Regions from separate parts of the Homo sapiens genome. Here region 2 is linked to region 1. The links are chromatin loops, found by intact Hi-C in ENCODE. Cell type or tissue: CD4-positive, alpha-beta T cell. All regions are shown on one strand. Links, peaks and the distances in the headings refer to the core of each region. The heading gives the core; the rest is flanking DNA.

The links. Peaks named below come from ENCODE experiments on the same cell type or tissue, not always from the same donor. Only the 100,000 strongest peaks of a DNase experiment are listed, where the experiment ranks them.
Region 2: it touches region 1 in a loop (11-fold over the local background); 5 of 110 quality-filtered maps call a loop at or near these places.

The regions. Positions count from the first base shown.
Region 1 is chr12:119,325,468-119,338,861 of GRCh38, forward strand. CCDC60 (coiled-coil domain containing 60) reads left to right here and starts at 9,262. Exons shown (of 14, transcript NM_178499.5): 1 at 9,262-9,799. The coding sequence starts at 9,710. In CD4-positive, alpha-beta T cell, for the core only: no CTCF peak of the experiment used is centred there; no DNase peak of the experiment used is centred there; H3K27me3 peaks cover 596 bases.
Region 2 is chr12:119,375,380-119,391,223 of GRCh38, forward strand. The region is part of intron 1 of CCDC60 (coiled-coil domain containing 60); the gene reads left to right. It overlaps PRKAB1-AS1 (PRKAB1, TMEM233 and CCDC60 antisense RNA 1), which reads right to left. Exons shown (of 3, transcript NR_188494.1): 3 at 12,608-12,888. Among named protein-coding and RNA genes, the nearest start is that of CCDC60, 49 kb to the left of the region's middle. RefSeq lists enhancers at 467-526, 14,979-15,480. In CD4-positive, alpha-beta T cell, for the core only: no CTCF peak of the experiment used is centred there; no DNase peak of the experiment used is centred there.

The DNA of each region.
Region 1 (13,394 bases), core at 4,057-12,056:
ACTGTTTTTTGTTCGTTTGTTTATTATTTATTTTTATTTTTTGAGACAGAATCTAGCTCTGTCACCCAGGTTGGAGTGCAGTGGCGCACTCTCAGCTCACTGCAATCTCTGCCTCCCAGTTTCAGACGATTACTCACACCTCACTCTACTGAGTAGCTGGGACTACAGGCACACACCACCACGCCCAGCTAATTTTTGTATTTTTAGTAGAGATGGGGTTTCACCATGTTGGTCAAGCTGGTCTCAAACTCCTGACCTCAAGTGATCTGCTCACCTTGGCCTCCCAAAGTTCTGGAATTACAGGTGTGAGCCACTGTGCCCAGCCTGTTACTGTTTTTTGTTAGTGTTGTTTTATTTGTTTGTTTGTTGGCTTGTAGATGTATCACTCCAATCTCTGCCTCCATCATCACTTGGCATTCTCCTTGTCATTCTCCTTGTGTGTCTTCTGTCTCTATATCTAAATTTCCCTTTCCTTATAAAGACATAAGTCATTGGGCTGGGGGCCATCTTAATCCAGGATAACGTCATCTTAACTGGATCATCTGCCAAAATCCTATTTCCAAATAAGGTCACATGCACAGATCCTGGGGCTGAAGACTCAAACATGTCTTTTTCAGGGTGATATCATTCTACCTATGCAGTTAGGAAACTGGCTGGAGGGTATACTGAACAAGAAATTGTGAGCTACTTGGAAATTCATGGGAATACTTGGAGGGAGGTGCCTTCCTACCTGGGACTGGGGCTTGAGGTGTCTTATTTGGATGTTGAAGTCAAGACTTCCTCCAGAAAGCTGTAGAAGACCATCTTCCAGACAGCTTGGAAATCCCAATTGTCTTTGTTTCTTGGTTACTTGCAGAAGTAACCTCAGGTTGTTCTGCTGAACAAGACACACACACACACACAAATACACACTTACCTTTAAGTAAAAGAACATTAAGACAGTGTGACAGAGTGCTGAAATAAATCACTAAGTTTGGAATTGAAAAAACAGGTTCTTGGACAACCTCCACCACTAACAAATTACTACATGCCAGAGCTTGCTTCAATGTCTACATTTGTGAAATGGGATTAATAGTTTCATAAATCCAATCTGGCCTACCTCCCAGGACACTGTGGCATGAAACATATACAAATGGAAAACATCACTCATGGAGGTAGCTTGGATCCCATCCTAGGACTCCAGTAGGACTCCATATTCACTAAGAATAGTCCTGGGGCTACACTTCTTCCTCTGCTACTAGGCCAGGTGATATGGTTTGGATCTGTGTCCCCACCCACATCTCATGTCGAATTAGAATCCCCACTGTTGGAGGTAGGGCCTGGTGGGAGGTGATTGGATCATGGGGGAGGTTTTTCATGGTTTAACACCATCCCTTCTTGGTGTTGTCATCGCATCGCAATAGTGAGTTCTCATGAGACCTGGTTGTTTAAAGTTGTGTGGCATCACCCCCCACCTTGGTCCTGCTCCCACCATGTAAGACACCCACTCCCACTTTGCCTTCCACCATGAGTAAAAGCTTCCTGAGGCCTCCCCAGAAGCAAATGCTGCCAAGCTTCCCGTACAGCCTGCAGAACTGTGAGGCAATTAAACAAACTTCTTCTTATTTTTAATATAAGTTACCCAGTCTCAGGTATTTATTTATAGCAGTGTGAAAACTGACTAATACACCGGACATACCAAAGTTAAAAAGAAAGGAGAGTAGAAGCAGGTTAACATTACATTTTCTTCTCTTCAGTCTCAAAGATCCAAATTCACCTCTCGCCTGGGGCTGTGGTTTGGAGGATAGAGTAGGAATGGGATGTGGGGCCAGAGACCCCACAAGGGCCCTGTAGCATGCGGTAATTCTTTAATCTAACAAAGGACAGGAATCCACAAGGTGGTACAAATACACATTATCCAGTGGTATTTCAACCTGGAAACAATTCTTCAATAGATTGCCAGCTACCAGGTGTCAAGGGAGCCCCAAGTTGTACTCTTGCCCTGGGCCCCATAATTTGTAAATCCAGTGCTGACATTTCAGTAAAAATACCCAGAAGGAGTTTTCTGGGTGCTAGATGCAACACACAAAAAAAGCATATTAAAGATATTCCAAAAATGATGACTTTTTCAATAGGTTTTTAATGCCAAACATATGTATTACTGACTGAAATTCAAGTGTTTACCAGATTTCAAGCTTTCTCTTCAGCTGCCCCAGCTGGCGTCTGACACATTCCAAAATTTTTCTTCTGCTTGATATGTCTATTTTTAATCCCTTCAGATACTTTTCTTTTTGGCAAATCGGGAGGAGAGAATGCCTGTCGCTTCACGTCCTTCAGTTAATATTTTGCATAAATCAGTCAGGAATTAAGCATTAAACAATCACTTCATATCTCGGTTGTCAAATATTTCACCGTTGGGGGATGTATTTACGTATCTGAAAACATGTTGGCCTCTCCGTGTTTAAGGGAGGTGGAGAATATCAAGAAACTCTTTATGATAAACTTGAGAGCAATGGTAAGAAGGAGATTATGGGACGAGGTGATCAAAGGAGATAGGAACCCCATGTAATGAGATGAGGGAGAGGAAAAAATTCAGGTGTCCTGACAACGCGCTATGACTCAGTGTCAGAGCCTGATTCGAGTCTGACCTCCCCAGATTATTTCAGTCAACACTAACCTAAGTTGGTTCCCCAGGAGCAGACCCAGGGAAATAGCTTGGATATAAGTAGTTTATTGGGAGGCTATCCAGGAAGTACCAGAAGGGGAGTGGGAAAATGAGACAGGAAAAGGAAAAAAGCCAGTGTGGGTTGTTTGGGTGGAGCAGGCAGTGACCGTAGGCAGTGGTGTTTCCTATAAGTCAGTCCTGCAGGGTACCACTGGGGGCAGTGTAGACCATACTCCAGACTTGTCCTACCCAAGGGTTGAGGAGGCAGAGTATTTATCCACTAATTCCCATTAGTCGTTGCTTTATGGCTATCCCCATGGGTGTTAACTTCTTGCACTTCTAGCCTGCTCTGCTTAAAGGCAGAATGGACCGGGTGCTGTGGCTCATGCCTGTAATCCCAGCACTTTGGGAGGCCAAGGCAGGTGGATCACAAGGTCAGGAGATCGAGACCATCCTGGCTAACACGGTGAAACCCCTTCTCTACTAAAAATACAAAAAATTAGCCGGGCATGGTGGCATGTGCCTGAAATCCCAGCTACTTGGGAGGCTGAGGCAGGAGAATCACTTGAACCTGGGAGGTGGAGGTTGCAGTGAGCCAAGATGGTGCCACTGCACTCCAGCTTGGTTGACACAGCAAGACTCCATCTAAAAAAAAAAAAAAAAAAAAAGGCAGAATGCATTCCTATAGCCCTGTGGTTCCCAAACGGTGTACCAAAGTGCCCCAGAGTGCCACAGCAAATTCACAGAAGAGGCTACATGTATTTTTAATTTTTAAGGGAAACACGGCAACATCTATTGAATGCCATATGAACTACTAGTGACACATAGTTCAATTTTGAAGGCTACACTGTGCCCCTCTAAGATTTACGTGTTGAAGTTCTAACCCCTAATACCTCAGAAGGTGGCCTTATTTGGAGACAGGGTCTTTACAGATGTCTTGACATTAAAACGAGGTCATGAGGTGGGCCCTCATCTGGGCTCTGCAGGGTGAGAGGTCCAGGTTCCCAAAGTGGGTACACTCTTGCCAGGGCACACAGCATGGATTGTATTAACTCTTAGCTACAGCTGCCACCAGACACTTTGAACTCCTTGTGTCCAGGAACCAGCAGGTGAGAAGAGGAGTCACAATTTTGGCAAGGACAATTGACCCTGATCAGCAGTTACACAGATAGGAGCAGGAAGGAACACATATGGAACCTGAGTGATCCACTTGGGTGCTTCCTAGTAAGTACTCTCTTGATCAGGACTGGGGTCCTTAGAAGAAGGGGAGATCTGGACACAGAAGGGTGCGGAGGAAAGACCATGTGAAGACGCAGGGAGAGGGCTGCCGTCTGCAAGCCAAGGAGAGAGGCCTGAGAAGGAACCAAGCCTGCTGATACCTTGATCCCAAACTTCTGCCACAAAACTGTGAGAAAATAAATGTCCATTGTTTAAGCCTCCCAGTCTGCAGTGCTTTGTTACTGCAGCCTGAGCTGACTAGTGCACTCAGTTTCAACAGTAGATTCCACGACATTCCTTTCATGAAATATCTTTGAAAAAGCTGGATTTGGGGCAGTTGCTGTGATAAAAAGTGAGAACTGCACAAAAATTAACGTCCTACAGAAAATGAAGGTGATGGTATCCAAACTGATTCCAAGGTTCGAGAAGCTGCACTGTGGCCACCAGAGGCACATGACCCACTGGTAAGCAATGGCAGCTATTTAAGAAGCAAATACTGTGCTCACTTCAGCAGCACATATACTAAAAGTGGAAGAATCAAATACAAATACTATTTTCTTTCCATTTATATGTGTTAGTTTTCACGTGATTAGGATGTAAATACTAAGTTGTGCAGGCCTAAGGACTTCATAAATGGGATTCTCAACATGTTTCTTTTAGCTTGGAGGTGGCATGAAAAAAATTACTGGGAAGTAAAGGGTACCAAGAGCCACAAACGGTTGGGAACTTCTGCTGTAGCCAGAGAGGAATGTCTCAGGCAAAATGGCAGCAAGGAGCTGTCCTTAGGAACTATTAATGTCAAGGGACAATGGGCCGGGTTCTGACAATGTCTGCCACCATCACTGCCCCTCTATGCCCATGGAAACTCTAGGAACTAGAAACCACCTTCACAGTGGTCATGGGATCCAGCAGTATCACATATCACCCCACCCAGAAGCAGCTGGTGTCACAGAGTTCTAGATCAGTCTATTGAAGCAAGAATGGGCTATCCTATAGTTTGAAGCACATGCATCAAATCAGACTTCTATACAACTTTGTGTTCCCAATGGGAACGAAGATCTGGGAACCCCAGAGATTCAGGAGCCAATAAGTGGAACCAGGAGTGGTTCCCACTGCCCTCATGCCCAATGAGGCACTGAGGGAGTGCGTTCTTTCCATTTCTGCAACTCTGGGCTATGTAGGGTGAGAGGTCCAGGTTCCCAAAGTGGGTACACTCTTGCCAGGGGACACAGCACGGATTGTATTAACTCTTAGCTATAGCTGCCACCAGACACTTTGTGCCCAGGAACCAGCAGGTGAGAAGAGGAGTCACAATTTTAGCAAGGACAATTGACCCTGATCAGTGATTATACAGATAGGGGCAGGAAGGAACATATATGGAAACTGAGTGATCCACTTGGGTGCCTCCTAATAAGTACTCTCTTGATCAGTTTTAACTAGGAATGGATACATGCAGCAACCCTGAGACAGTGAGGAGAGCAGATTTACTTAAAGGCTCAGAATTCTCAGGAATAAAGATTTTGGTCACTCCACTACCTAAGCCTAGACCTAGAGAGGGAAGAGCTAAGCGTGAGGGGGAATTTAGAATGTATAGTGAAGAAGGAAAAGAACAAACACCAATTTCAGCCCCCAATGCCAGTTGCAATGATGGAGGCTATAGTTGGTCCCACTAATTTCCCTTTTCTAAGTTTTCTGTCAGGAAAGGATATCCACAGGAGCCAGGAGGGAGGGACTGTTCCTTGGGCATGCATTCTAAAGTGAATCTGTGCAGCTTAAGAGATGACCTGGTAGGGCCATGGAGGTCTGCAGCTGAGATGATGCCTCACCAAGAGAAAACTGCAGGGAGCATAGTTGACTGACAGATGCTGCATTTTGAATCTACTGTGTACATCCTACACCCAGCTGTTCCTAGATAATCACTGAGCAGAATAGGGGTCCTAGAACCAGGACTTTCCTGTGCAATGGGAGATTCATCCATTGGGCAACTTTGGCTCAGGGTCTCCCTGTCAGCCTGGCTGAGACTTTCTCAGAGCTGTGTCTCAGTGCATGGCTTTTCCTACCCAATCCTTTCTTCCTTCTCCTTTTCAACAGACTCTCCTTATATACTCCTTCTTCCTTCCCCTTTATCCTTCACAACCATTTTCCTCTATAAATCCCTAGCACATGTAATCTTATTCTGGCATCTTCTTGGAGGATCCCAATTAACACCTTATATACTGTTTCGGTGTGTGTGTGTGTGTGTGTGTGTGTGTGTGTGTGTGTGTGTGAGAGAGAGAGAGAGAGAGATTCTTCTCCACCCAGCTAGAGCTAGATTGGGAGATGCCATAAGACCAAAGAGCTTTTCTTACTAACTCTAGTTGGCCCCCCAAAGCACTAAATCGTTCTAGAAAATACTTCTGTTCATACGATTAAAAAAAACAACAGCTAGCATTTATTGAGCATGTATTATGTGCCAACTGTACTAAATATTTTATGTACATGATACCATTTTCACGAATGTACTATTATCTTCACTCTGTAATGAGAAAACCAAAGCTTTGAGCAGATAAGTTACTTAGTTAAAGTCACACAGCTGGTAAATGGCTGAGTTGGGATTTAGACACCAGCTCAACTAGTACTCCATATAGTCTCTCAATATCGGTTTGGAAAGAGCCTTAAATATCATGTAGTCTGACACCCCCAAGTGATCAAAAATCCAAGAAGCCATATGGCATTTAGTTGAACACCTCTAGTGCTGGGTAGTTTGTTCCCTCTCTAAAGAATATACCCCTTCCTAGACAGAGAAGGGAAATTCGTTATTTTGCTTCATCATCCTGGTAGCAGGTATAAAATTGGCATAACCATTCACTACACATGAGTTTTATACACGTGAAAAATTGAGGCTTGGAGAAGTGAACTTGACCCAGGTCTTATTGGTAACAAATGGCAGAGCCAGGAATTGAACGCATGTCTTTTCAGTTCTAGAGCCCTTCCTATTTCCAGTTCTTACATGGCTCTGACAGGTGAGTATTATAAAAACAACAAAGGAAATAAGGGCTAATATTTATTGAGCACTTCCTCCGTGCTAGGCATTGTGCTTTGCATGAGTTATCCCATTTGGTTTTCATCACAGTCCTATGAGAATTATCATTGAAGCTGCTCAGTGGCTAATTCAGTTGGATTCCAGAGGTCACACCTTTTAAAATTATGTTCTGCTGTGTACACATTTCTTCCTATTGAGCCCAAACCTCCTCCTATTCTTTGAGCTAATACAGAACTAGTTGAGTTCCTCTTTGCCAAGCCTGTTCTACAAAATCATATGAAGACAGCTTTTGTCTGTTCTGCTCAGGGCTGAACATTTCCCATCCTGCCTTGTTTTCTCATCCCCTCATCCCCTCATCCCCAGCCCTATCTCCCAAACATGATTCCCTTTATCTGCTTCATTCTGAAAGTGTCTGCCGATTGCTTAATGCTGCCCACAAAAGAAGCCGGAGAACCAAAACTTCCTGTGAAAGGGAAGGTCAGGGTCAGTCTTTAGGCAATGGTGAGAAAATAATGACTTTCAGGCACCAGCATCTAGAGTTACTTGGCTAGGTATTTTGCATTCTGTAGAGTGTCATCTTGCAGTAGATGCCTTCTAAAGAGAAGATGAGCTGGGCGCCATGGCTCACACCTGTAATCCCAGCAGATAACTTGAGTTCAGGAGTTTGAGACCAGCCTGGCCAACATGGTGAAACCCCGTCTCTACTAAAAATACAAAAATTAGCCTGGCCTGCCTGGTGGCATGCCCCTGTAATCCCAGCTACTCAGAAGGCTGATGCAGGAGAATCGCTTGAACCCGGGAGGCGGAGGTTGCAGTGAGCCGAGATCACGCCACTGCACTCCAGCCTGGGCAACACAGCAAGACTCTGCCTCAAAAAAAAAGAAAAAGAAAAAGAAAGAAAGAAAGAGAGAAGATGCAGCCATAATGATATCATAATCCCCAGCAGCTCAAGGTTGTTGGATAAAACAGGAATCAGATCGATCCAGTGTGAAACAATGCCAAGGATAAGGCATTCAAATCCAAACATACGAAATAAATCTGCTGCAGGCTGGGAACCTACCCCGTAGGGTTATTGGAAGGATTAAATGAATTAATGTATGCGAAGTGCTTAGTACAGTACCTAGCACAGAGCAAGTGATCAATAAATATCAGTTAGTACTAACATCTGCTGTGAAATGAACCCAGCACAGTGAGAATGCCTGATTCTTCCTCGGGAAGTGATGTCAGGGAATAATAATAGTACCACTTAGCTAGGACTCCCCATGGGCTCAGCCTTCATATGCATCATCCACTTCAATTCTTAACAACCTGTGGCAAAGATAGTATCCCCATTTTAAAGACATAGAAGCCAAACTCAGCAAAGTTAGGCATCTAAGTGGTTAAAAGCTTGCTCTTTAGACTCAAACAGTTCTGGCTTTGAATTTCAGCTGCAGCACATGCGTGACTTTAAACTTGTCATTTAATGTCTCTGTGCTTCAGTTGCTTAGGCTGTACAATGGGGTAATAAAACACCTTCTTTAAAGAGGTGCTGTATGGATTGAGTCAGTATGTGACACTTAGAACAGTGTCTAGCACATCCTAAGCACTCAATAAATGTCATATGCATACATGCCCACACACACAAATACGTATATACACACATATATACATGTCTACATATGTATATTCATATATGTGTATATGTATGTGTGTGCATATATCTATATCTATATACAGCTGTCCCTTTTCTTTGCTCCCACAATACCCTATGATACTTTCCCAGCACATCATAAATCATCCTGCCTTATAACAATGTTTCTTATCTTTTGCTCCCCATCCCAAACATACACACTATAGATCGTGAAGTCCTGAAGGTCTCATTTTTTTTAATTTCATTTTTACTTTATTATATTTTATTTTAGCAGAGTCAATAAATCTTTGCTAAATAAATGGAATAACAATATTTCATTTTATGAAATGAAGGGCTTTGAAGGATGAGCAGGAGTTTGTCAGGTGGAAAAACGGGAGAAATAGGCATCTCAGGTTAAGAATTGCAGGACTACAGGCCACCCACCCCAAGGCACAAAAAATTACTAGTGGGTTAGCAGCAGTACAGAGCAGAGTTTGAAAAGAAGGATTCGCTTGTAGTCAGGCAGAGAGAAAGGGTATGGTCCTCAGGCCTAAAAACAGAAACCAATTTGTTTAGAGAATGCAGCTCCGGTGGCAGCCGGCTGCTCTGAGCCGGCGTCCCAGCAACCTGGGAGAGTTCACGACCCCCATGACCCCGCCCCCACGAATTCCAGCCAATGAGGAAGCCCTCCTCGGCGTCCCGTTGCCAAGCAACTGGGTTCCCCCCACCCCCACCCGGCCCAAGGGTTAGCAGTTGCCTACTTTCCCCGCAGTGCGATAAACCCCTCGTTGGGGCCGCCTTAGTTCTCGGCCGCTCTCGGAGGATGGCGATCTGGGAGCCCCTCCATGGGACCCCTCTCACACTTTGTCACTGGAATTTTATTTATTTTTTAGTTCATATTTTATTTTGCTTATAGAAGAGAAAGATATCCCTTCCGAAGAGGAGGAAGCTTACAGAAGTTTATAACCTTTCAAAAAGTAAATAAGTCCAGGCTTGCCTGATTCTGCCCTACCCGGACTTCCTTATCCCGTCTGTGGGAGACCCAGGTGCTTTCTCATTACTCTTCAGAAGGAAACCGCTTTGGAGTTCGTGTAATTGGGACTTGGGGATCAGGGAGAAGTTGCCGAAACTTCTCATACCAGTAACTACTGAAGTAGAAGATTCTGGAAAAATCCTTGTCTTGGGGGCACAGGCTAAAACCTGAAGGATTTTTAAGATGACCAAGGTTCCAGCCACCAAGAAGCTTCAGAGTTCCCCCAACTCGGGGGCTGTCCGGCCCTTTTATGCCTCGGAGAACCTAAGGCAGGTAAGTCTCCCCTCTGCTGAAACCAATCATGTTTTCGAGAACAAGTGAAATAGGAATTAGCTGGGTCAAATGGTATTTCTAGTTCTAGATCCCTGAGGAATCGCCACACTGACTTCCACAATGGTTGAACTAGTTTACAGTCCCACCAACAGTGTAAAAGTGTTCCTATTTCTCCACATCCTCTCCAGCACCTGTTGTTTCCTGACTTTTTAATGATTGCCATTCTAACTGGTGTGAGATGGTATCTCATTGTGGTTTTGATTTGCATTTCTCTGATGGCCAGTGATGATGAGCATTTTTTCATGTGTTTTTTGGCTGCATAAATGTCTTCTTTTGAGAAGTGTCTGTTCATGTCCTTTGCCCACTTTTTGATGGGGTTGTTTGTTTTTTTCTTGTAAATTTGTTTAAGTTCATTGTAGATTCTGGATATTAGCTTTTTGTCAGATAAGTATGTTGCGAAAATTTTCTCCCATTTTGTAGGTTGCCTGTTCACTCTGATGGTACTTTCTTTTGCTGTACAGAAGCTCTTTAGTTTAATTAGATCCCTTTTGTCAATTTTGTCTTTTGTTGCCATTGCTTTTGGTGTTTTAGACGTGAAGTCCTTGCCCATGCCTATGTCCTGAATGGTATTGCCTAGGTTTTCTTCTAGGGTTTTTATGGTTTTCATGTCCTTTGTAGGGACATGGATGAAATTGGAAATCATCATTCTCAGTAAACTATCGCAAGAACAAAAAACCAAACACCGCATATTCTCACTCATAGGTGGGAATTGAACAATGAGATCACATGGACACAGGAAGGGGAACATCACACTCTGGGGACTGTTGTGGGGTGGGGGGAGGGGGGAGGGATAGCTTTGGGAGATATACCTGATGCTAGATGACGAGTTAGTGGGTGCAGCACACCAGCATGGCACATGTATACATATGTAACTAACCTGCACAATGTGCACATGTACCCTAAAACTTAAAGTATAATAATACAAAAAAAGGAATTAGCCTCGAAACCAACAAGGGAGAGGGAGAGAGAGGAGAGTCATGGTGTGATTAAATTGTCGAGACACATTCCCGTTGCTATCAATGGCTGGTTTCTCTTAAAGAGTGAAAACGCGAACCAGATCAGTGAGCTGGGCCATCCTATTAGCCAGTAATTCCAAAATGATGGAATAAATCAGCAATGACACTGTAGAACATCAGAAAAAAATTAAGATGAATTGTAGGTTTGCCGTCTGCAGGACTTACTCTCAGAGATCTGCTGGTCTCCAGAAACAGGCATATCCCCTCTCTCTATGGAGAGGCTGCAGAGGGTCAACTTTTGGTGTTCAAAGGCTAGGTTTGCCACGCACCAGCTGTGTGACTTTAGACAGGTGAATTGCTTAGCCTCTCTGAGGCTTTATTTCCTTGTGTCTATGAATTTAGAACAGGAACATCAACTAGGCAGAAGCAGTGTGAGGACTAAATCGAATAAGCTATGAAAATTGTCCACTGTGATGTTAACGCTGGATAATGTGTTTATGGGACATGAAACAGTGTTGTTGATTTGAAAAACAAAGAAAAATCGATACGTACTGAATGACTGGAGTTAATGGTTCCTGTTTTTTAAATGATCATAACTGGACGAGCACAACTGTAAGTGTGCATTTGTTATTGTATCCTCAAACCCCACTTTGCATGGACTGGCCAAGGTCAGCAATGCTGGTCCACTCTAGTGCATCCACAAGGCACAGTTGTGGCTCACAGTCATGCCCCAGGAAGGAGGGCCTGGCAGGTGGTCAGTCTGTGAAGGAGAGCTTAAAACTCACAAGGGCTCTCCATGTGGTCCAAAATGTTCCCAAGCTGCTCTTCTCTAAGGCTTAACCCATCTCTGTGCACTCCTCATTACTCAGCCCTCTTAGCAAGACCACTCTGCAAGATACAGCCTTTTTCCATCTCCTTTCATCTCAAAATACCACACAGAAGGATGTTCAATCCAGAGCAGCCCGCTCTGGGACTGAACTTCCCAGCATAGCGGTGGGAGAATGAATGAGGGAAAGAATGAAGAGGGAAATGAACACTTCAATAGCGAGGGTGAACATCAGAGCGGGAGCAGCAGACAGAATCACCCTGGGTTTGGATCTGCCTCTTCGCAGCCCTGTGGTCTTGGGCAAGCTGCAGAGCTGCTCCGCTTCAGTGCTGCCATCTGCAAAACGGGAATGTCATAGAGCTTCCTCATGGGATTGCTGTGAGCATTAAATGAGTTAACGTACGCCAAAAGCTACGAGCACAGTTCCTGACATATAGTAAGCACACTTTAGGTTTTAGTTCTATTGTTATTTCATTTATTTAGTAAACATTTATTGCACTGCTGTTAGGTGCTAAACACTTGCTCTAGTTAAAAATGAGACTCGCCTTCAAGAATCTTACAATCTATAGTGTGTATGCTTGGGATGGGGAGTAAAAGAGATAAGAAACGTTATAATGCAGGTTGATTAATGATGTGTTGAGGAAGTATCAGAGGGTGTTGTGGGAGCAAAGAAAAGGGACAGCTAATTTAGATTCACGCATGTGTGTGTGTGTATTTGTGTGTGTGTGTGTGTGTGTGTGTGTGTGTGTGTGTGTGTCTCCATGTTGGATTTTGGGAAGAAACAAGCCATGTACTCAAATAAATGTAATAGAGTTTTTCATCCTACCATAGAGAGATGTAGAGAGTGGAGGAAGATGTAGAAGATGAAATGATCATCTCTTTCTTGGGAGGAGGGTAGTGGGACTCAGGGATGTCAAGCAATGGGAAGAAGGCTTCCAGGAAACTGTTGGATAGACCAAGACTTCCGGCCCGAAAGCCTCATTGAAATCCTTCGCACCCCTCTCTACTTTCTAGGAAATAATGAAGACCCCAGGGGTTCCTAGCTCACATTCAAAAGATCATGCCCTTAGGAATTTCAAGGTTTTAGAGTTATAGTAAAGCATTAATTAACCTAATCTAGCGTCAATAGAAAGTGACAAGCCACAAGGAAATATGTAGAGATCAGGATTGATGTCTGGGGTAAATCAAATGAATAATAACTGCAGTCATGATCATGATCATGACGATAGTTGGCATGTATTGAGTATGCATGCATCATGTGCCACGTATTGAACTCAAAAAACTCTTAAGTGTGATATTTTCAGAACCTTCTACAATCCTTCAAGCTATGAACTGTTACCTCTTCATGAGATGGCAACACTGAGGCTCAGAGAGGACAGGTCCCTTACCCAAGGGCACCCAACGGGCAAGGAACAGAACTGGGATTTGAATTCATATCTGTCTGGCTCTGAGCACAAGTCCTCTCCATCTCACCATTCTAGTCAAGCTGTGATAAATGGTTGTTCTGTTCAATGTGCCCAGCACCACAGGGGCTACAAAAATAAGGTGTAAGACACAATCATTGGCTTCAAATAGCTTCCAGGTTTGTTTGGAGGAGGAAAGGGAACGACACCTAAAAGTAGAATCACAAAATGCCAGGCGGCCCGGTAAGTGTCTAATGAGGAGGAATATGAGGAGTGGCCTCTCCCGGGGGAAGGTATAGCCACACTGGCTGCGTGGTAATATTAAGAGTCCCCTGCATACTAGTATAATG
Region 2 (15,844 bases), core at 3,403-11,402, 49 kb after region 1:
ATTGGGAAGCAGATGCATACAATCAGCTCTCATGCAATCACCCTCACCAGCTAGTACACCATTGCTTTCTCCGCACTGGACTTGAAAGATCCCCCTGAGCTGTCTTTGCTGGGCCACATCCCTCCACCCTACCTACTGACCCATCAGAGAATGTCCCCATACAAATAAAATGTGTCCATGAGCCCCTCCCCCCAACTGTCTCTCTATGAATAGCTCACTGATGGCTGTGTTTTACTTAATCAATCAAAATAATGGGGTGTGGAGTCAGGGACTGAGAGACCAGAGTCCTTCGTCCACCTAAACTGCTCCCTGTATATGACAAAGACAGTTTTCAGCAGAATGAACAGAAATAGAGCCGTGGAGGGAAGTGGCTTGGATGTCATGAAAATTTCATGTGTTTCTGATGCATGCAGGATGCAATGTGGGGAAGTGGGTGAGCCAGAAGGCCCTGGGGACAGTTTTCGAAATGAATCAAGTCCTCAGCTTCTTCCTGCAACAACCAGCCCCTCCCTTGAAGCTCTTAGTATAAAGTCTGACAAACGTGGAGCCACCTAATCAACTTGCCCGTTGTCTCTTTAAAAGACCTCCTCTCCTGACTTTCCTCTGGTGAAAAGAGCAGAGTGGTAATCAGACAGAAAGGTCACATTATACCAAGAAATGTGGCTGTTGGAAGAGAGCCCACACACCCACGCCCATCTGGATTTGTGTGTTGGACACGTTTTCTTCTTGTATTTCATTAATAACAAAGAAAGCATGGCCACCTTCAGAAAAACGCACTTGCTAATACCCCAGTGAAGCTTAGCCCACTCAATTGGAACAGCAGAGGCAACCCTCTCTGAGCTGAAGATTGGGGTTTGCCAAAAACTGCCTTACACTACAAGGCTCATCCTTGATCACTTTGATCCCTCCTGTCCTATCTTTCCAGGAATACCTGCAGGTCTCCAATTAACCAGAATGAAGAAACAGGGCCGAGGGCAGTGGCTCATGCCTGTAATCGCAGCACTTTGGGAAGCTGAGGCGGGCAGATCGCTTGAGTCCAGGAGTTTGAAACCAGCCTGGGAAACATGGTGAAACCCCGTCTCTACAAAAAATACAAAAATTTGTCAGGCATGGTGGCACGCACCTGTAGTCCCAGCTACTTGGGAAGCTGAGGTGGGAGGATCGCTTGAACCTAGGAAATGAAGCTTGCAGTGAGCCAGAATTGAGTCACAGCACTCCAGGCTGGGCAACAGAGTAAGACTTTGTCTCAAAAAAATAAAATAAAATAAAATAAAACTCAGGGGATGGTCCTAAGTACACAGTGGTAATCTCAGGATGCTGGCTTCGTCTGGTTCATTCCCAAACCTCCCTTAGGCTCCTATATCCTTTAAACAGTGTGCCCCTATATATTTCCAACAGAGTGGCTACTTTATAGGCAATGGTATAAGTAGTTGGGGCTGGGGTCATTTACCCATTTTGGAATATTGGGGGATGTTCTGTAGCTGCAGGGATTTAGGGCTAGAGAAAGGCCTTGTCTTTCTCTGGGCTGGATAGTATTTGCAAGCTTCCACTAGACAATGTGGATGGAGACTAAGCCCTCAATATTCCAACTCAGGCCAGACACAGTGGCTCACACCTGTAAACCCAGCACTTTGGGAGGCCAAGGTGGGCAGATTACTTGAGGCCAGGAGTTCGAGACCAGCCTGGCCAACATGGTGAAATCCCATCTCTACTAAAAATACAAAAATTAGCTGGGTGTGGTGGCACGTGCCTGTAATCCCAGCTACTTGGGAGGCTGAAGTATGGGAATCGCTTGAGCTTGGGAGGCGGAGGTTGCAGCAAGCTGAGATCGTGCAACTGCACTCCTGTCTGGGCGACAGAGCAACACTCCATCTCAAAAAAAAAAAAAAAAAAAAAAAAAGAAAAAGAAAGAAAGAAAAAATTCCAACCCAAGTCTCAAGAGACGGAGAAGTAAAATAAGAAATATCTTCCAATTGTTGTAAAGCCTTGTCTCTGTAACCACAAAAATCTGGTAAATTCAAATAATCAGTTCTGTTTTCTTTTTATTCTCAGTGTTTACATGCACAAGTAATAACATCACTACATTAACTCTGTAAACAGTTACAATATTATAAATAAGGTTAAAAGTATCATTCACCATCATCCCAAACCAGTTTTACTCCAGAAGTAACAACTGGTCACTATATAGTTATTAACTAAACTAACTAAATAGTTAATAACTAACAAAATAGTTACAAAACAGTTATTAACTATTTAGTGTGAGTCCTTCCATATTCCCACTTCTACGCACAACTAGCAAATGAAAAAATTTGGAATCAAATCCAGGAAAATTTGGTTTCAAAGTCTTTTCATTTTACCTCTACACATTTTTTTCTACACCAAATTTAACCGCTGTGTGAACACAGGCTCTTAAACCCTTTGCCAAGGAGCATAAGGAAGTGCTTGCGGTATGCCAGGCACAGACGTGGCATCGTTGTCTGGGGTAAATACTCGAGGTTTGCTGTCTCACGCCAGGGAAATCGAGGACGCAGACACACAAGAAATGAGTTTAAGAGCAGAGGTTTCATAGGCGAAAGAAAGAGAAAAGAGAATAGCTCTCTTTCTTGCAGAGAGAGAGGAGCTCCCAAGTGGGACTTCCAGCTCCATGGTGAAATGCACGGGGTTTTATAGAAAAGCTTGAGGAGGCGGTGTCTGATTCACATAGAGCCCGAGAGATCAGTCGGACCAGGTATGACGTTTGCATAGTATGCAAAGAAGCTGGCCATCCCACCCTAATCTCTTACTAGCAGATCGGTTCTCTACCTGGCGGGTGCCGTGTTGTCTGTTCCTTACTGTACACGTGGTTGACAAAGAAAAGGGAAGATGGAGCCACCATGTTGAACATGCCTGGCCCTCAGGTAGCCTTTTCCTATTGACACAGCTGCTGGCATTCACCCGTGCAAGCTTCTAGCTTGCCTTTCTATGTCTGCAGCTTGATTTTACAGGCTTCTCTTTGTTAGAAAGGAAATGATTTGGGGGCTGCCTTTTATTAAAAGGGAAACCTTACCAAGGACTCTCTTACCCTCACTATCTGCCTAAATAATTTCTTTCTAGCTCCTGTATCAGCACTAAACCAAGAACCTCAATTAATCTTTACAGCAACATCATGAGGGCCAGTGTAATTGGTTCCATTTTTGCAGGTCCACAGACTGAGGCTCAAGAAAATTAGGTAACTGGTCATAGAGCTAATAAGCATCAGGGATAGGATTGGAACCCAGGTCTGTCCATGCTCTTAACAAACATGGTGCCTGCCTCCCCAGACACAGCTGAAATTTGCTGTCCCTCCAACAGTTGTAAGTGGATTGGTGAAATTGTTTTTGTTTTTGTTTTTGCGAAGATCCTCAAGGCACAAGCCTATATAGTATCACAAGCAAAGCCCTATGCACAGGCCAAGATTGACACAGGCTTGTCAAGACAGCAGGCAGTGAGCCTGTTGGATATGTGCAGAGAGCCAGACCCATAGACGAATCTTCCCTCTGTACATGGTGGGTAAGCCACCCATCTAAGATGTTGATAACAATCAATGCTCAGCCCAGGGCCAACACATTCTGGTGGGTCTGGGACAAGAGGGCAAGGTCATCAGACGACAGCTTTATTCAGTAGTTCTCCACTCATTCTGGAAGCCCCCAGCTCGGCCTGGCTTGGTTTTACCAGGCAGAGGCCAATTCCAGCATTGAAGAGGAGAAGAAAAAAAGAAAACACTAGGAGCTCATGCCAGACCTTTGCTAGGAAGCTAAAAATAGTTGTTGCTGCGGAAGGCCACAGATCATGAAACACATATGCCAACATAATAACCGTGTATAAAATCACCCCATGTGGGGTGTCCTCCAAACCACTCACAATTAAGCTTAAGTGATGATATATAGAACATCATTTTCCAGGTGGAGGACACTCAAATGTTTTGTGGCCTGGACACCCAGGAGATGTTGAAAGGGCTAGACTGGACTGAAGCCAGGGCTTGCATCTGGAGCCATGGGCAGCCTTACTGCCATCCATGAAGTTGATTGGGTACCCACGAGGTCCACAACACTGTTCTGCACTTTGTTGGGTTACAGGAACAAAAAGGAAGCATGCCATGGCATGGCAGAGGTGGGTAAGCTTCTTATCTAATCCTCATAGCAACTCTGAAATAGACACTCTAATAATCATATAATGCCTGGCACATAATGGGTCTCAATGCAATGTTACTTAGACCCAGGGCTTTCTTGAAAGTATGTATGGTGAAATGTGCAAACAGATCAGATGAAGATTTAATTGCCATAGTCATACACAGTAATTCACCTGCAGATGGTAACTGATGTGTGGGAGATGCTAAATATGGAAAGGCGATGACTGGTTTGAACTGATTCAGGGAAGCTACTGGAGGTAGGGTAGCCCTTTGGCCATGACTTAAAAGTTAAGTAAGCAGAAGCCTCAACACCCTGCTTGGATATAAAGCAAAGCTACCATTGAGAATACCCAGCAGGCGAAATGCAGATGTTAATTAAATATAGATGTGCATATACATACAGATGTGTACAGTGGACAATTGAAGGTCAAGCCCAACTCAGTGGTTACTAAAGTGTTTGTGTGGGGGTGCAGGCAAGAAAGTATCTCAATGCCTCTATCTCTGAAATGGGCACAAATGGAATCAGATTGTGGAGCGGGACTGCAAGAAGTCTTCTAGTTCATCCCTCACACACACATTCTCTAAGAGATGGCCAAGTGTCTCAGAGGCTTTTTCAAGATTTTTCAGTATTAGATATAAATCCCTTGGAAGCAGTTTTGTTTTACATTCTTAAGAGGACAACCACAGTTGGGTGGGAACAGTCATGTGTGCTAGAAGCAGCTCATACTGAACCTATTGTATTCATCTCCTTCCAACTCTTGGTCGGAATTTGGTGATCTCATATTGGTAGAGTAAAATCAGCCATGATGGGAATATTTACACCATGGGAATTGGCAAACACTGTAAATCAGGGCCTTTCCTTCTCCCCTGGAGAGCAGATTGTTAAGCATTTGCCAGCGTTTGGTGGGAAATGAATATCAAGAAAGTATAGTGAGAACCTGACGTCGTAATATCTCAGAGTTGGAAGGGATTTTAGGTCTTCTCTTACCCAACCCCAGATTTGGTGCTAGAATTCTTCTCCCAGGAGTTTCTCTGAGGATGGGGCAGTTACTAACAGCAGATGGTGAAATGATTTTTCAGTGTTACATAGACATTAACATGAAATCGCATAGCAGAAAAGGTACTTGTTTTTAAATTCTCTTTTGTCCTTTTTTATTATGCAAAGGAGAAAGTCTCAATTTAGTGCTATTCAATTTTTAACACCTCTCTAAGGACTTGTTGCTCTTCCTTTTAACAGAAAGGGCAGGCCTCAGGCTCAGAGCCTTGTGAAGATTAGTGCCTAGCTGTAATTGAATAGCTTCTTTTGTTTTTATTGTATTTACTTTTATAGTTACTTTCTATTTGTGACATGCAGGAATGGCTTTCTTCTTACAGTGATAGTAGTAAGTTTACTTTTTATCACGTTTCTAAAATGAGCTCAATTAGAGACAAATATTAAGTAAATTATAATAAAATTAGTGTAGAGAGATGGCAAATATCCTGAAGGTGGTTTGTGAATGACCAACACGTCTGGAACACAGACGTACCCTAGATCAGGCAGACTTTGCCTGAATATGCCCAGTGACAGGGAGGTCACCACTCGGTAAGGCACTTCTGTTACGGTAATCAGTGAAACACTTCATTTGAATTAACAGGGACTTTTGTTTCTTCCTCCCCATGACCAGCACCATATTTAAATTAAGTGTATTTCCTACAATATTCTCTTATTGGGCCAAAACTACTCAGTCTGCAAGGTCTCCAGTTTCTATTCTTGGTTTGCCTTTGGCTCAATATCTCCATTAATTGTCATGGGCTTAGGGTCTTTATGATGAACTGAGCCATGATGACCTTTAAAGTCGAATTCTGTCCTTGGTGTGTCAACATTTCTCCAATTGAAGCTGTTCTCCCTATACAAGAGGAATTGGAGTCTGTGGTTGCCAAGCAAACGTGGCAGGATAATTTGTTTCTGTGCCTTAAATCTCTGGAATTACTGTCTCTAGCTCCCTATCTTTGTCCTTTGGAAAACCAGATCCTCAGTGTGATATCCTGATACTCAGACTCAGTGGTAGTAATCACTGCTCCCTACTGTGGCCTTCCTGTGCACCAGGCACCAAACTGACAGCTTCCCATGCATCCTCTCACTTACACCTCATGACAACCCCAGTGGCACCTGCTATTGCCACCCCATTCTAAGGACGAGGAAGCTGGAGCTCAGAGAGTCGAAGTCACTCAAGGTCTCCTGGCCAGCAAGCAGTGGAGTCTGGACTCTTAGATCTGTGGCCCCAAAGTCTCAGTGCTCCAAACTTATGAGAAGGATTTCTTATCTCAGACCCTAAGATCTACAATGGAAAGTTGAAGCAGGTGACATGGGGAGGTGCCTGTGCTACAACCAGAGACCCTTTAAGGAAAATTCTTGTTTTCTAAAGTCAGAAGAATGTGCAGTAAGTGAGCACAAAGCAGGCTGGCTCTTTGCAGGCATCTGACACCTTCTCATGACCTTCCTATCTTTATCGTTAGTGCTTGAGAGAGAGAGATAAGGCGGGGCAGGGGCAGAGCCAGGGAGAAACCCTACTTGACCCCATCCAGGCAAATGCATACCTCTCTTCTCCTTCCACAAACATGAAGCTGATTTTCATGTGCTTTAGCCACGAAACTTTTAGCCACAAAAACTCTTTCCCTTGTCAATGTTCAGTAATTAAAATTTTCTCAAAACCTGCAAATGAGCTTCACAGCAGTCTTTAGCGTTTTACCATGAGGCAGAGATATGTCTTCCAGGCCTTTTTTTGACATTAATCCATTCAGCAGACTTGGCCTGATGCTCGGCTGTGTGACAGCCAGCGCACTGGTCACTGTGGGTACAGGGAAGCACGATGAGCACCATTTCTGCCCTCTGTCTTCATCCCAATAAGTCCTGACACAGAAGGGGAACAGGGTACAAAAGTTCTGTGGGAGCACCTAACTGATGAAGGGGTGGAGGGAAAAGTATTCGTAACAGGGGGAAGAGCATCTGTGAAGGCCCTGAGTCATGAGACAGCAGGAGCTCAAGGAGGCCCAGTATGGCCTGTACTACTGGGCTGGCCCATCACAGGCATTCAGAACAGTGGGAATGAATGAATGAATGAATGAATGAATAAGCAGAGTGTAATGGGGCACACTGGGAGATGAGGATGGAGATACACACTTAGGCTGATTCATGAAGTCTTTGAAGTCTGTTATGAGGAATTTTGACCTTGAGCCTAACTGTGAGGGGAGGCCATGGACGCATTCTACACAATAGTGATGTGATTATGTTTCATGTTTCCCCAAACATGCCGGGCCACCAAGCTGTGACTATCTCACCACCCACCCATCCCAATACACTCAATGTGAATACAAAGCTTTACTTCTCTCCTTTGCTCCCAAAGAGATGAGGTGCTGAAAATGCAGCAGACCCAGGGTAATTGGAGATCTACTGATGGCGGAACCTCTTTGTGCTTGCCTGTTAGCCATGTTCTTGAAGCTGGTCTTGCAGGCATAACCCTGGGTGGCCACTGCACTGGAAATTAAATTAATTAAAGAAATTAAATAATTGATCAAAAGTCTGGAAGTGATTGGATGAATAGAGATTTAAATCCAGATCTGGGCTGGGATCAGTGGCCCACACCTATAATCCCAGCACTTTGGGAAGCCAAGGCGGGAGAATTACTTGAGCCCAGGAGTTCAAGACCAACCTGGGCAACAGTGAGATTCTATCTCTACAAAAATAAAATTAAAAATATATTATCCAGATCTGCTTTTGCTTCTATAGCATCTCTTTCTGGATGTTCTAGAGAAGTCTTCTCGCCCCACCCATATTTCCTATTTCAGAGACAGGAAGCTATACCGACCACATGGTCCCACCCTCCAGGCTACAGATGATTGGACCAAAGGGAAACACCTGATACAAGCTGAACCAATCAGATTTCCTTATCTGGAACTTGGACTTTAGACACTGAAAGACGGATCCAGATAGCCACAGAGTATGGAGATGAGGGCCCCATAAACTCTAGGGCCGCGACAGCTATGATGGGCTGTGTGCGAGAGCAGAAGGAGCCAGGATAGAGAAAGAATAAAGAAACGAGTGTGCAGAAAATAGCATATCTGAGCATTCATGCCTTTTGAGAGCTCAAGAGACACAGCAAGTAGCTGAGCTGTCCTGTCACTGGATACCATGAGATTTCCTACATTTTTAAAAACTTGAGCTGAATGAACCTGTTTCTTTCTGCCCACCACAGATACCTGAATAAAACGCAATCTAGACAACACAAGAGACCTTCAAGAGGGCATGTTCATGAGATGGGTGAGCGTGTTATAAGCTGATGAAAAGACTTGGGGTGTCCATGGGTTTCTTTGTAATATCTCTGCCTAGCCACTTTAAAGAGACAGACCTAGGCCGGGCGCGGTGGCTCACGCCTGTAATCCCAGCACTTTGAGAGGCCGAGGCGGGCGGATCACGAGGTCAGGAGATTGAGACCATCCTGGCTAACACGGTGAAACCCCATCTCTATTAAAAATACAAAAAATTAGCCGGGCGTGGTGGCGGGCGCCTATAGTTCCAACTACTTGGGAGGCTGAGGCAGGAGAATGGTTGTGACCCAGGAGGTGGAGCTTGCAGTGAGCTGACATCGTGCCACTACACTCCAGCCTAGGGGACAGAGCAAGACTCCATCTCAAAAAAAAAAAGAGAGAGAGAGAGACAGAGCTAAGATATTGTGCAGCCAAGGGAGAGTGAAGGCAGAAAGGTGTCAAAGCACAGGGCTGCAAAATGAAAGATGCTTCATTAGGGGTTTGGCATCTGCTTCTTAAGAAAAGAAGAGGAGCACAGCTCAGGCCTTCTTCCTCCCTGCAGCTTCACCACTAATAAAGGCAGCTGGGTGATGAGTTTCTGTATCTGGCAAATCTACTTCATTTTCCATCCCTCTGTCGACTGCAATGTAAGACAGCTCAAGAAGAAATTAATACTTGGAGTCAGTGTCAGCCCCACTGACAGCAGATCAAGGCTGAAAGACAAATTGCTCATCACAGTTCAGGGAGCCGGAGCTGGGAGAAGACAGACCTGCCATTCCCTGCGAGCTCCGGGCCGCTCCCACTGGTGGCTAACTTTACAAGGGACCCATCCTGGCTTCTGCCTACCTGTGAAGTCTGCAGAGAGCTGCAAGGGGCTGGTCCTGGGAGAGCAACTTGTTGGACATCCTTAGGGCCCCTTAATGACCCTGTGTTTGCAGCATGTCACCATGTCACTGGTATGACCAAGCCTAATGCCCTAGAAAAGCTATTTCTGGGCATCACCTGTCACCAGCTCATTCCAAGTCGTGGATTCTCAATTTTCTTTATGACACCTTGACCGCTTGGCCATGAAGGATATTGTGTTTTGTGGGTTGAGTTCTGCACAAGCTCCTGACCAAACATTGAGTGGGGGGGCTGATATCCAGCCCTTGCTTCACTGGCGAAACCATGTGCCCTGGCACGGGGCTGCATTCATTTGGAGAGAGGGTGGCTTTTTCTAATTTTTACAGAGGTGCTGCTTAGATTAATGAAGTCCTGGCAACATTGTGTTATAGAGCTATGGGCTTACTTGTTTATGGTCTGTGTCCCATAGGTAGAATATTGACTCCTTGAGGACAAGGACTGTGCTGGAAATATACCATTTGCCTCTCCAGAACCACTTGCCACCCTTCTCCTCCCTGCTCTGTGCCCCAGGAGAATGACAACTTAATGACCTCCCTTGCTCTCCAGCCTCCAGTTGGATTCAGCCAATAGAAAGCACTGCTGGGAGATCAAAGGTGATATGGTTTGGCTGTGTCCCCACCCACATCTCATCTTGAATTGTAGCTCCCATAATTCCCGTATGTGGTGGGAGGGACTTGATGGAAGATAATTGAATCATGGGGGCAGTTTCCCCCGTACTGTTATTGTGATAGTGAATAAGTCTCACGAGATCTGATGGTTTTATAAAGGGTTTCCCCCTTTCACTTGGCTCGCATTCTTTCTTGCCTGCTGCCACGTAAGACGTGCCTTTTGCCTTCCATCATGATTGTGAGGCCCAGCCATGTGGAACTATGAGTCCATTAAACCTCTTTTTTAAAAAATAAATTACCTAGTTTCAGGTATGTCTTTATAAATAGCCTGAAAACAGACTAATACAAAAGGGCAGGGAGATAGAAAGGTTGGAGTCTCTGTTCCCAGTCTCATTTTTGCTACATGGACTTGGTTGTTTGTGATTCTCTGGTCCTGGCTCCTGTCACACGGCCTCTCCCTACCACTAACCTCTTCACTGCCAGTCGCTGCTCCCCCTCCGTGCCCCTTCAGGGTGGTAACAGCTCCCTGCTGTTGCTAGCCCCAGGGGACTGCACCATCCCTTGTAGGGGGATCTATGCAAACAGTCTGTGCAAATAGTCCCTTTATTCAACTCCTCCTCCAATTCCCAGTTTGAGTGCACCATCTCTTTCCTACTCAGAGCCCAGTTAAGATATAGAGATGTTGCTTGGTTCATTGCTGTGTCCCCAGCTCCTAGAAGAATTTCCAGCACAGAACAACCACTAACCATTCAACCATTTATTTGTTGAATGAATAAATTATGATCCCTGAAGGCGGCAAGCCTTGGTTTTTTGTTGTTTTGTTAAGGACTCACTGGCATCCTCTTTATTCAGCCTTGCAGCTCGGCTGTTGGAAATCACTCATGAAGACCATTCCTCCCACCTCATCTGTCCATGTTCAGCAGTCCTCAAACCTCCCTGTTCTCATTTATTTCAGACAACAATTAGACCCTATTGGAAAAATTTTTCTTCTGCTCTTGCCCTGGGTAGGTTGCAGGGGTGGAGGGAAAAATAAGTGATACCCTTAGAGAAGCATCATTTTTGATTTCTGAAAACCAATATTTTTCCTGCCATTCTTCTTTTCTTTACACCCATTTGTCAGACTCAGTCTCCTAAATTAGTGCTAGAGGGTGCTTGCTGACCAGGGTAATTCCACTCTAAGAAAAAAAAAAAAAAGCAACCAGTAACAGTGAGCTGTTTAGTCTGGGGAGCCATGGTGCGGTCGCACCAAAGGTGCACATCTTTAGGAGTAGCCGTCTGAGGGCTGCTGGGCATAATGACCAGGTGGCAGCATTCCAGCCTTGGAAAATGTGTAGTATTTTCTCTCCAGGGTTTTGCAGAAATGACACTGTCAGAGAAAACAATGATTTAATGGCCACATGACAGGAGCCTTAAGACTAATGGTACCCAACTCAGAAAAATGTAGGAGACAACTGGAAGGCAATTACGAAACAGTCCGTGCCTACAACTCAGTCATTACCAACCGAGCATTGCGAGGAAGCCTCTCTCCTTTGGAAGGTCAAATTCTTATGGTTCCAAGTGATTAGGAGCAGAGCCGGTGCTGGAAAACACAGGGTGGATATTTCTATGGAGAATTCTCCAGAATTGTGTACATCACACAGAGTACTCCATCCTCCTCCCCTCTTCCCCCTCAACTCTCTCTCTCTCTCTCCCTCCCTCCCCCTCTGTCTCTCTCACACACACACACACACACACACACACACACACACACACACTCTCCAATTAAAATGTTTCAGCTCTTCCACTTTCCAAACCCAGTCCTCACAAAGCTTTGTTTACGCAGGCTAGGCAAAGTGACATTGCCTACTTGACAAGTAGCTTTTGATTAAAAACACTGAACTCTGCCCGAGTAATTGTGCCACACACATGAAAATCATTTGAGGATCTGAAGAGAAGTTCCTCTTTGCCCCCAGGAAACCTGAAATATTGTGTTTTTCTAAACAACAACAACAACAAAAAAAACCTCTGTCTTGCACGGTTTGAACAAAACTTACATCTGTGCATTCTAGTATTTGCTAGATTTTTCTACAATGAGCATGTGGGCTATTTTCCAAACATTATCTTTTTATGACAAAGCCCTAAATTCACTCATTTGTGTTGCTAAAAGGACAAATGCCATACATAAAAAAGCACAAGTTTCTCTTAATTCTCACCCCCTGCCCATCTCCCAGCTCCAGAGGTAAATGCTTTTATGTATATGATGTGATTCCTCCCACCCCCTTTTTCTATAGGTATGAATGTATATATATATGAATCTTTACACATTTTATTTTAAGGATTATTTTGTTTTTCATAAATGGGATTATACCATATGTATTTATTTCACAACTTCTTAAAACTTAAATGTCTTAGAGATCTTGGAGATGTTGGGATCAGCACATAAAAATTTACCTAATTGCTTTTAACGGCTGCCTCAAATTCCATAGTGTTACTGAATCACAGTTTATTTCCCTAGGTCCCCTCTGACGCACATTTCAGGTTACTCTTAATGTCTCACGATTACATGCAATGCTATAATAAAATACTTGTACATTGCCTATTTGGACACATAAGGCCCCATTTCTATATGGGAGAGATAATTATATCAGTTAAGATACTTTTGGCTGCAAATAAAAGAAGATCCCAGTGGCTAAGCAATAAGGGTTTTATTTTCTCATGTTAAGGTGAACTCTGAAGGTTAGAGCAGCACAAAGGTGGTTAATTCATCGGCTCAATGTCATCATCCTGGAGCCAGGTGCTTTCTTTCCATCTTTCTGGTCTGCTTCTCTCAGAGAGTTGGGAATGCCTCCCCCAGAGATCACATGATGGCTGGAGATGTTCTAGGTGACATGTGCAGACATGCCTCTTCAGCAGTCCTTGGATCCCCTTGGCCAGGATTGAGCTGCAAACTCACACATACACCTGCCACTGGCAAGAGGAATGAGATGACCGTGACTGTCATGGACCAATTGTGATTCCTTCTCTTGTTCTTGGAGGAAGAAAGTGAGAGGAAACAGATTTTATTAATCAAATAAACCTCCAGAAAATTTGTACCAAATCACAGCCTACTTGAATATCCAAGTACCAGTTACTTCGCATCTTCATCCACCCTTTAATAAGGCATTTAAGTTTCTGCCAGTGTGATGGGCAAAGAGGACATGTTGTTGTTTTCTTGTACCTACCTGATTGTCAAGATTGAGGATCATCTATATATTCATTGTTTATTTATATTTTCTCTTTGGAGAATTACCTTATTTGTATTATTTGCCCTATTTTCTACTAGGTAGTTTGCTCTCTTTTCATTGATTTGCAAAGTTTCTATATGTACATCTTGGAAACACATATAATCAAGACATTTTAAAAGGTTCTTAAGAATAAACACTTAAATTATGTATCTTTGTTCTTACTTTGATTCTCAAGTGCTTCTATAACAGTTTGGGGAGCAGAAGAAAATCCATTTCGTGGAATAGGTTATGGTGACATGCTTTCTAAATGGTGTGCTTCAGAACAAAAGTTCCTAGACAGATGTTAAAATGCAACTGGAAAACACTGCACAAAATTTCCTACTTTTAGAGTATCACCATGTACAAACAGCATAGGGATCAGCTCTGTTTTGATCATGACCACTACCTTTCTTGTGATCTCATACCATCATTTGCCCTCTCTGAGTCTTACTTCACTCATTATAAAATAGTCCCCTTTCTTGGCTCTTCCCATGCTCATGCACATTCATGGCTTCCCACAGTAGCACCTGTGGCTCTCTGTCTGTGGTCTGGGGCAGTTCAGAAGGGACAAGAAAGGCAATGCCTTAAGGAGCATCCCTTTACCAATGGCAGACAAATGATAACACATAAGTACCTCAGTTGCCTTGCCTTCAGATGCAACAATTCTGAGACATCTTCTATATCAAGAGTCAACAAACTACAGTTCACCAGCCAAATCTGGCTGACCACTTGTTTTTATAAATAAAGTTATACTGGAACACAGCCACGCCCATTTCTTTACATATGGTCTATGGTTGCCTTCATACTACAAGGGCAGAGTTGTACAAGAGACTGTATACCCCCAAAAGCCTAGTATTTATGGTGTGGCCCTTTCTAGACAAGTTTGCTGACTCCAACTCTATATTATTCCCCTGTGGTGCCAGCAGGGTTGAGCCCCAAGTTGCCCACGGTGGTCACCTGCTTGCTCATTAACATACCTTCCTCTCCTTGTCCCACTCTCCTATGGGGGTTTCCCAGGATCACCTCCCAAATACACTACTTGTGCTCACAAAGCTGTAACATACTAGACAGGCTTAGAAAAGAAGCAAGTAGAGTGGGAAATGGCAGGGGATTGTCGATCATGGTAAGTCTGAGCCCCTGAGCCCCAGACCCAAGGCATCTTTAGGGTTAGCCCCCCTACCCACCTCCCATCACTTCCACAAATCACCACCAACACACAGGCATGCACACACACACACATACACAGAGCAAGCTTGCCATTCATTTGGGTAGTGGCTTTGCACACATTACCATTAGTGGCTGATGAATTGAAAACTAAATGGAAAATGCAAATGGAAGACAAAGATGACTTTCTCTTCTCTGCATCAGGAAGACACCCTGACTCCTGGTCAGTGTGTGGCCACATGAAAGAAGTAGACTTTCTCCAGAGGGAAATATGTCTGTTTAGTCTGTAATGATGCATATTTTCATACATAAAATAAATAGGTCATCAAATCTCTCTCCTAAGGGAGGAAGGGCTCCTAACATCTCACTATTACATGTAATGCTACCATAATGCCATTCTCAAATCGTAAAAGACAAGGCTTCAATATACCTCACATCTTCCCACCTCCAGGCATTTGCACAAGCCATTCCTGCCGCCCAGAACATTCCCTTAATAAACACACTTTTGTCCTTCTTTGGGTCTGTTTAGATACTACTTCCCAAAGACACCTTCCCTAATCCTCCCTGCAGGTGCTCCCTGTCAGTAAGCAGATCAGGGCCCTAAAACACTGTTTGTTGTGCTTACTAAATTTATCCTGGTACTTACTATAATAACTAAATAAATGTTTGTTTAATGTCTTTCTCTCCCACCATTCTATACATCACATCTCTCCTGTTTACAGTCACAGCCCCAGTGCCTGACATTTAGTGGATAATCAATATATTTTTTAAATAGATGAATCAGTGAATGGGTGAATGAATGAATGAATGGACAAATGAATGAATGTGGATGGACCCCTCAGAGAGTGGTCATTCTTTCAGTATAATGATGCCAAGATGAGTTCTTTGATGACCAGAGGAAGCTCTCTGCTTTTCAAATTCTAATCTGCAAGGAATCACTTGGAGATCCTTGTGGAAATGCAGATTTGAATTCAGCAGCTCGGAGTAGGGCTGAGACTTGCTTTTCTGACAAGCCCCCAGGTGACACAGATGCTTCTAGTTCCCGAGCCACACTTTGAGTAGCAAGGAGTTAGATGATCTTAAGCAAGAACAGTGGCAGGTGCATTTATTTTTAAAGAGCTCATTCCTTTTGCCCTCATTGACATTTATTTTTACAAAAGTTCTAAAAAGCAGCAGTGCTTCCAGGCGGGGCAGCCATGCCACTTGGCTTAATTTCCTGCTGTTTAACCTCAGGCCACCTAGTCAGACCTCAGTACACATTCAGGATTTTGTGTGATGCCATTTCTCATTTTAGGTTAGGTCTTAACCACATTCCTCAATGAAGCACCCAGTTCTGCATGACTTTACTTTTTATAAAATGTGAGGGGAGGATTTGAGGATGCTGAGATGAACCAAATTCAAGAAGCATCAGAAAATGGACTGTTACCCACACGTCTCTGTGGCTATTCTGAGCTCCTCTAAGCCACAGTAGGACCAGCAGCACCTACTGTCACCAT